2 separate regions of the Homo sapiens genome follow, and region 2 is linked to region 1. A link is an interaction called in ENCODE POLR2A ChIA-PET data of the cell type or tissue named here. Cell type or tissue: OCI-LY7. All regions are shown on one strand. Links, peaks and the distances in the headings refer to the core of each region. The heading gives the core; the rest is flanking DNA.

Region 1 (4,388 bases), core at 284-4,283:
ACCAGAAGAGACGGAACCATGACAACTAAATGCAGTGTGGACACCTGGATCCGTTCCTGAAACAGAAAAAGGACATCAGTGGAAAAACTGGTGAAATCCAGCTAAAGTCTGTGGTTTAGTTAACAGTGTTGCACCAATATTAATTTCTGAGTTTTGGGCGGTGCGCAGTGGCTTACACCTGTAATCCCAGCACTTTGGGCAGCCGAGCTGGGAGGATCACTTGAGCCCAGGAGTTCAAAATCTGCCTGGGCAACATAGGGAGACCCCGTCTCTACAAAACATTTTTTTAAAATTAGCTGGACATGGTGGAGCATGCCTGTGGTCTCAGCTAGTCAGGAGGCTGAGGCCAGAGGATCACTTGAGCCTGGGAGGTTGAGGCCGTAGTGAGCCGTGATCGTGCCACTGCACTCCAGCCTGGGTGACAGAGTGAGATCCTATCTCAAAACAAAATTTCTGAGTTTTGCTCAGTGTATCACAGTTGTGTAAGATGTTCACATTAGGGAAACTGGGTGAAGGGTCTAGGGATCATGGCACTATCTTGGCAAGCCTAAAATTATTTCAACATAAAGTTTTTATTTATTTTTATTTTTATTTTTATTTTTTGAGATGGAGTCTCGCTCTGTCACCTAGGCTGGAGTGCAGTGGCGTGATCTTGGCTCACTGCAACCTCCGCCTCCCGGGTTCTTGCCATTCTCCTGCCTCAGCCAGCTGGGACTACAGACGCCTGCCACTATGCCCGGCTAATTTTTTATATTTTTAGTAGAGATGGGGTTTCACCATGTTAGCCAGGATGGTCTCGATCTCTTGACCTCATGATCCGCCAGCTTCGGCCTCCCAAAGTGCTGGGATTACAGGCGTGAGCCACCGCGCCCGGCCATAAAGTTTTTAAAAAATGAAATCTGTACCACCTTTCTGACTCAGTCACCCCTGAATTATTTCCACTATCTGCTCTGTGCTTTCAATTCTTGAGCAGATTCTCCTGCCGGCGCCACAGCACCTGGTCCCCTCACTGGCTGCCTGGCCTGTGCAGACCTGGCCTTCTGCTGTGCTTCGAGGTGATGCAAACAAAAAGGTCTTTTTTTAAACATCTGTGTCCTCAAGCTGTGGCTGCCTGAGACACTGGTGTTTTCGGCTTGAGCATGTTCTTTAGGGATTTGGCCAGCAGTTCCCTTGCGGGCAGCTATTTCCAAATTGACTGTAATAAATAGATGCCAGGCGCTGGGAGTTGACAGTAGTTGCCACCCTGCTCATATGTCATGTAACCGCCCTCTGCTAGCTTAGCTGGAAGGAATATTAAAAAAAAAAAAAGAAAAGCCGGTTGATCCAACACTGTTCAGCGGCAGCGAGATGCTGACTGGTGGGACAGTGAGCTGCGGGTCTCGGTGCCCCGAAGCTGGTGTTCTCCCGAGTGCACTGATGCCAAGGCGGACTCACATTTATCAGTGCCCAGGCGTGAGGCATCAGCCCCAGGAAAGTCGTCCAGCACTGGCATCACTGCCCTCCCTGAGAGTGTGAAATTGCAAGTGATGCCGTGAGGCAAGGGTGGGGGCGTCAATACTGAAGCTGCCCCGCCTCAAAAGGGCTTGGACCATGGCTGGGCACGGTGGCTCACGCCTGTAATCCCAGCACTTTGGGAGGCCGAGGCGGGCGGATCACGAGGTCAGGAGATCGAGCCCATCCTAGCCAACACGGTGAAACCCCATCTCTACTAAAAAAAAAAAAAATACAAAAAATTTAGCAGGGCGTGGTAGCAGGCACCTGTAGTCCCAGCTACTCGGGAGGCTGAGGCAGGAGAATGGCATCAACCTGAGAGGCGGAGCTTGCAGTGAGCCGAGATCGCGCCACTGCACTCCAGCCTGGGCGACAGAGCGAGACTCTGTCTCAAAAAACAAAAACAACAAAAAAAGGGCTCGGACCATCGTCTGAGGCCCCCTCCCCATGTCCTCTTGTTGTTTTGATTGGAAGTCATAAAACACATCAGTGTAAATATAGTATTTATTTTTGCATATCTTTTTAAAGCTGCATATCTTTAAAGCTGGTGGAGTTTTTTGAGGGGAGCAAGTTTCATGACCACAGCAAGGGCAGGCTCCAGTGAGCACTTCACGCCACCTGGATGTGCTGCAGACTGCACCACCCCCAGCCCACCGGCCAGACTGGCTGCCCTGGAGAAGGCTTAGTGGGTAGTCCCCTGGGCCTGGACCACGGCTGTCCCTGCACCCGCGAGGGGATGGGGGGAGTGGGGCACATGCCTCCTGGATGCGAGGGTGGCTGCCGTCCCCCCTCCCCTGGAAGCATCTCATTTCTTCCTTTATAATCTGAGCGAGATGGGGCTGGAAGAAGTGGCTGTAGCCCCAGCACTTTAGGAGGCCAAAGTGGGCAGATCACCTGAAGTCAGAAGTTTGAGATCAGCCTGACCAACATGGCAAAACCCCGTCTCTATTAAAAATACAAAAATTAGCCGGTTGTGGTGGCGCGCTCCTGTAATCCCAGCTACTTGGGAGGCTGAGACAGGTTAATCGCTTGAACCTGGGAAGCAAAGATTGCAGTGAGCCGAGATGGCGCCACTGCACTCCAGCCTGGGTGACAGAGCCAGACTTCATCTAAAAAGAAGAAAAAAAAAACCTGAGAGAGATGGACTTCATTTATTACCCACTCACGAATTCAACAAACGCTGACTGTGTGCTGGGCCCTGTGTGAGGGCTGCCTATCTGGAGTGAACAAGAGAGTGGCTGTTGTCTTTAGGGGGCTCATGTTAAACAAACACATTAATGTAAACTTGCAAACGGTGCTCAGAGCTACGAGGGAAAAGCCCGGCCCCTGTGAGAGGGAATCCCTAGAGGGGGGCAGGTTTAGATGAAGTGGTCAGAGAGGGGAGAATGTTCCAGAGGGAGCCAAGTGAGCCAAAGCTGGGAGCTGCGGAAGAGCCAGATGCATTCAGTGAACCAAAGCTTTCCATGGTCAACCCTGGGGAATGCTGCAGGCTCAAGACAAGGCATCTAGAATGACCTCTAGTGTTCCTTTACCACTGCCAGTGTATGATTCTTCCTCATGAGCCTGAGTAGGAATGTTTCATATGGGAAGTGGGTAGGTGGCGGGGTGCAGCAGCTCACACCTGTAATCCCAGCACTTTGGGAGGCTGAGGTGGGAAGATTGCTCGAAGCCAGGAGTTCAATACCAGCCTGGGCAACACAGCAAGACCCCGACTCTATTAAATTTAAAAAGGAAAAAATGAAGTGGGTAGGAAGAATGGAGGCTGGTCAAGTGTTCCAAGTGGAAGATCTGGCCACTTCTCATTTCTTCATATTCCAGGGTCCTGATGTGGGATAGGCGGTCACTCAGAGGGTCCCAGGAAAGACTAGCCCCAAAGTCAGTGTGTTCCTTCCTATGACACCAGCCACAGATTGAATGGCTCACAGTGGGTTTCAGCCCCACCTACTTTAAGTCCTTAAGTTGGCACTTTTTCATCCTTTTGAGATTTCCAGGGATTTCAAGTTTTTAAAAATGAAATCAGCTGGGCAACATGGCTCATGCCTGTAATCCCAACACTTTGGGAGGTCAAGGCAGGAGGATCGTTTTGGCCTAGGAGTTTGAGACCAGCCTGGGCAATATGGTGAAACCCCATTTTTATTAAAAATACAAAATTTAGGCTAGGCCCAGTGGATCACACCTGTAATCCCAGCACTTTGGGAGGTCAAGGTGGGCGGATCACCTGAGGTCAGAAGTTTGAGACCAGCCTGGCCAACATGGTGAAACCCCATCTTTACTAAAAATACAAAAATTAGCAGGACATGTTAGCACGCACCTGTAATCCCAGCTACTCAAGCAGCTGAGGCAGGAGAATTGCTTGAACTCAGGAGGTGGAGGTTGGTGAGCCAAGATTGTGCCACTGCACTCCAGCCTGGGGGACAGAGCAAGACTCCATCTCAAAAAAATAAATAAATAAAAACAAAATTTAGCTGGGCATGGTGGCACAAGGCTGTGGTCCCAGCTACTCCAGAGGCTGAGGTGGGAGGATCACTTCAGCCTGGAGAAGTTGAGGTGCAGTGAGCTGTTTTGCACCCCTGCACTTCAGCCTGGGCAGCAGAGTGAGACTCTGTCTCAAAGAAGGAGAAGGAGAGAGGGACAGCTTCAATTTGGTGTCAATCATGATCTTTGGTTTGCAGTAATAGAAATTGACTCTGCTTAGCTTAAGTGGAAAAGGACTTGATTTCAAAGCTACCAGGCAACTCACAGAATCAATGGAGACACTGGAGAAGCAAGCCCTGGAGATGAGTGGGAACCAAAGGATGCCAGGACGTCCCAGTGGTGCTGCCACCCCTGAGCACTTGATCCTCCAATCTCGTTAAGATTTCCAATGGCCACGTCTGCTGTGAGTCATTTCTCCATTG
Region 2 (4,388 bases), core at 272-4,271, 230 kb after region 1:
TTTTCTTTTTGAGATAGGGTCTCATTCTGTCGCCCATGCTGGAGTGCAGCAGTGCAATCTCAGCTCACTGTAGCCTCAACCTCCCAGGCTCAGCCTCCTGGGAGGCTCCCACCTCAGCCTTCTGAGTACAGTAGCTGGGCCTACAGATGCATGCTCCACCATGCCCTGATCACTTTTGTATTTTTTAGTAGAGACAGGGTTTCACCATGTTGGCCAGGCTGGTCTTGAACTCCTGACCTCAAGTGATCCTCCTGCCTTGGCCTCCCAAAGTGCTGGAATTACAGGTGTGAGCCACCGCGCCTGGCCATGGCTGGCTTGTTTATGAGTGCTGGACATCTCCACTGACTCCTCTAGACACTCTCCACCCTTCTCCGCAATGCTCTGTGCCCGGAGATGGACCTGTGCGTCCCACACCAACACACTCCAATGCCTTCTCTTTGGGTCTGACCAAGACAAAGCACCAGAGTGAACTGGAGAGTGGGCAGCAGTGTGAGGATGACGTTGTCACTGGCCAGCTTCCTCTGCTGGAGGTTGACCATACCCTCAGCCAGAGGCCCCTCACCCCTTACCTCACCAGATGGCCTCACCACAGCTCTTCTCTCCAGGTTCTAAGACAAGTTTCTAGAACACCCCCCTCTCCTTGTCCTTCAGGCCGTGGCTGGCAAGGGCTCCCCACTGCACTGCCTCTCCACTCTTCCCACATCTTTATTTATTTGAGACAGAGTCTTACTGTGTAGCCCAGCCTGGAGTGCAGTGGCACAAACATGGTTCACTGCAACCGCCTCCTGGGCTCAGTGATCCTCTAACCACAGCCCCTCGGACTAAAGGCTCATACTACCACTGGCCATTTTTTTTGTAGAGACAAGGTTTTGCCATGTTGCCCAGGCTGGTCTCGAACTCCTGGACTCAAGCGATCTGACCCTTCAGCCTCCCAATATACTGGGATTACAAGAATGAGCCACCGAGCCTGCCCCATAACTTTTTTTTTTTTTTTTTTGAGACAGAGTCTTGCTCTGTCGCCCAGGCTGGAGTGCAATGGCATGATCTGAGCTCACTACAACCTCCGCCTCCCAGGTTCAAGCAATTCTCCTGCCTCAGCCCCCCAAGTAGATGGGATTACAGGCACGCACCACAATGCTGGGCTAATTTTTGTATTTTTAGTAGAGATGGGGTTTCCCATGTTAGTCAGGCTGTTCTCAAACTCCTGAGCTCAAGTGATCTGCCCGCCTCGGCCTCCCAAAGTGCTGGGATTATAGGTGTGAGCCACCGCGCCCAGCCCACATCTTTATTAAACTCTCCAGAAACTCCCCAGTTTAAGAGCATTCTCTGTGTCCTTCTAGGATTCTGATGGATACAATACATGCATACATTACTTTTTCAAAAACATTAGAAAATTGTTTTCAGAAAGCAAGGCAGATGTGTAGGTTCAGAAGCATGTGTTGTCACCTGGACGATCTAACCAGTCCCTAAGCTGAGACGAGGTGGAGAAGTGTGGCTTACTTGCTCATTAACATCATCCATCCAGAGGCGTAATGTTTTCCGTATAGTTGGGTAATTGTTTCTGCCCCCCGTCTGCGGTTTCAGCAGGCCGGCCTTCTCCAGGTTGTGTAAGGTCAATATGTGCTCATAGCCGTATGTCTGCAAGGGAAGTCATTTGGCCTTGATGTCAGATCAGGAAAAGGATTTCTGCAATTTTCAAAGAAGGGCACTTCCAACAAATCAATTTGGTTTGTACTGCAGGACATGTTACCAAAGTCCAGCAATGTTAGTGGATGGGCACAGAGGACAGGGTGGAGGGATGAAACTTGTCCTAAAACTGCTTGCCTGTTACTATTAATTCAGCTCACTGTTTCAAAGAGAAATTTAAAATTTTTACTTTAAAGTCAGAATTTATGGACCCAATCTAAGCAAGCATCAAATAAATGATAGTATATTTTTATAAGGGATATAATTAGCTCTAAAAAAGAGTAAGGCATATGTATACATCCTGATAAGAAAGGTCTCCAGAATATATTAAAAAAAAAATAACATGTAGAGTAGGACATTATTTCTATTTTTAAAAAGTAGCCAAGGTCTGGGCATGCTGGCTCACACCTGTAATCCCAGTACTTTGGGAGGCCGAGGCGGGCCAATCACTTGAAGTCAGGAGTTTGAGACCAGCCTGGCCAACATGGTGAAACCCTGTCTCTACTAAAAATTAAAAAATTAGCTGGGCCTGGTGGCATGTACCTGTAATCCCAGCTACTCGGGAGGCTGAGGCAGGAGAATCGCTTGAACCCAGGAGGTTACAGTGAGCCAAGATTGTGCCACTGCACTCCACTCTGGGCAACAGGGTGAGATACTGTCTCAAAAAATAAATAAATTTTAAAAAGTAGCCAACACTTATAAAATACTTTCTATGAGCTGGGCACTGTTCTGGTCTAAGCACTTACATACATTAACTCAGTCATCCCGGCTCTAACCCCATGACGTAGGTATCATTACCTTCATTTTACAGAGATGTTTAAATAACCTGCCTAAAGTCACACAGCTAGTGAAGAGCAGAGCTGAAACCTGGATCCAGCCAGTCTTGCTCTGAAGTCTGTGTATGGAAACATTCTGTCTAAATGCAAAGAATGGAGTTTGGAAGGAAGCAAATCAGACTGCTGACACTGGTCACATCTGGGGAGGGAAACTGGGGTATGAGCAAGGTACAGGGGACGTTCACATTTTGCTCTGTGTACTTCTGCATTATTTGACTCTTACACAAGGATACATAACTTAAAAAAAGACAAAAACAAAAAATTAATGAGCACTCAATTTTAATAAAAATGTACTTAACTGTCACTGGTAACAGCAAATAAATACTACCTGAGTCATTTTCAAACAAAGGGGAGACTTTTCAAAAACAAGAGTGGCCTTTTCCTTATTATAAGTAACACAGGCTTAATTTAAGTAAACCTGCTAAGCAACTGTCATCAGAAATTTGCAGAAAGTTCTTTTCCTCCGTGGTATAACTGCGGAGTTAAGAACATGGGCGCTACACTCAAATTGCCTGGTTTACCACTGGCTGTGCCACTTACCAGCCAGGTAACCTTGGGTGAGTTACCTAAACTAGTCTGTGCCTCAGTTTTTCATCCATAAAACTGGGACGATAGCAGTCTCTAACTCACAAGGCTGTTGTGAATATTTGTTGTTGTTGTTATGGTAACTACAGTTAACAAGGAAGTATTGTGAAGATGAAACAAATGAATGCACATAAAGTTTTTCTTTTTTTTTTTTTTTTTTTTGAGACGGAGTCTCGCTCTGTCGCCCAGGCCGGACTGCGGACTGCAGTGGCGCAATCTCGGCTCACTGCAAGCTCCGCCTCCCGGGTTCACGCCATTCTCCTGCCTCAGCCTCCCGAGTAGCTGGGACTACAGGCGCCCGCCACCGCGCCCGGCTAATTTTTTGTATTTTTAGTAGAGTCAGGGTACAGAGCCACCGCGCCCGGCCTATAAAGTTTTTCCAATAGATCCTAGCACATAGTAAATGCTCAAGAAATGTTACCTATTATTATTATTTTTTACTTTTTGTAAACAAGCTATGTTGCCTAGGCTGGTTTTGGACTCCTGGGCTCAAGCAATCCTCCTAACTCAGCCTCCTGGGTAGCTGGGACTGCAGACACAGCCACCATGCCTGGTAAATTTTTGTATTTTTTTTGTAGAGACAGGGTCTTGCTATGTTGCCAGGCTGGTCTTGGCCTCCAGCGATCCTCCTGCCTCAGCCCCACAAAATATTGAGATAACAGAGGTGAGCCACTGTGCCCAGCCTGTTAGCTATTATTATCACACAAATACAATAAACAGTGATGGCTACCAAGACCAATTCCTCTAGGTGTTAAAAAATTTATACAACAGTCGTTACAAGATACCAAAATGGCAGCTTTGTAATTTTTATTTTTTTTAATTTTAAATTTTTTATTATTATTTTTTGAGACAGAGTCTCACTCTGTTGCCCAGGCTGGAGTGCAGGGGCATGATCTTGACACACTGTAACCTCCGCCTCCTGCGTTCAAGCGATTCTCCTGCCTGATCCTCTCAAATAGCTGGGACTACAGGTGCATGCTACCATGCCTGGCTAATTTTTGTATTTTTAATAGAGATGGGGGTTTCACCATGTTGGCCAGGCTGGTCTCAAACTCCTAACCTCAAGTGATCCACCTGCTTTGGCCTCCCAAAGTGCTGGGATTACAGGCGTAAGCCACTGTGCCCGGCCCATGAAGTATTTTTTAAAAAGATGCTGTCCCCCTTGGCAAATTAATAATTTAAAAATATACTCACCTGGAGAATCTCTCTTTTGTAATAATCCAAAACTTTTTGTTTGAGCCCACTATTACACACGGATTGGAGGCAAACTAGTCTTAACAC

The links. ChIA-PET counts read pairs that join two places held together with the same protein. Peaks named below come from ENCODE experiments on the same cell type or tissue, not always from the same donor. Only the 100,000 strongest peaks of a DNase experiment are listed, where the experiment ranks them.
Region 2: POLR2A ChIA-PET joins it to region 1 with 7 read pairs; 3 of 35 experiments call an interaction of 5 or more read pairs at or near these places.

What each region holds. Positions count from the first base shown.
Region 1 is chr12:122,007,879-122,012,266 of GRCh38, forward strand. No RefSeq gene overlaps it. Among named protein-coding and RNA genes, the nearest start is that of BCL7A, 12 kb to the right of the region's middle. In OCI-LY7, for the core only: CTCF peaks have their summits at 2,587 and 2,826; DNase peaks (open chromatin) are centred at 1,053 and 2,053; H3K4me3 peaks cover 1,568 bases; H3K27ac peaks cover 4,000 bases.
Region 2 is chr12:122,234,286-122,238,673 of GRCh38, forward strand. VPS33A (VPS33A core subunit of CORVET and HOPS complexes) reads right to left here. Exons shown (of 13, transcript NM_022916.6): 10 at 4,302-4,388; 11 at 1,501-1,638. Among named protein-coding and RNA genes, the nearest start is that of DIABLO, 10 kb to the left of the region's middle. In OCI-LY7, for the core only: no CTCF peak of the experiment used is centred there; no DNase peak of the experiment used is centred there.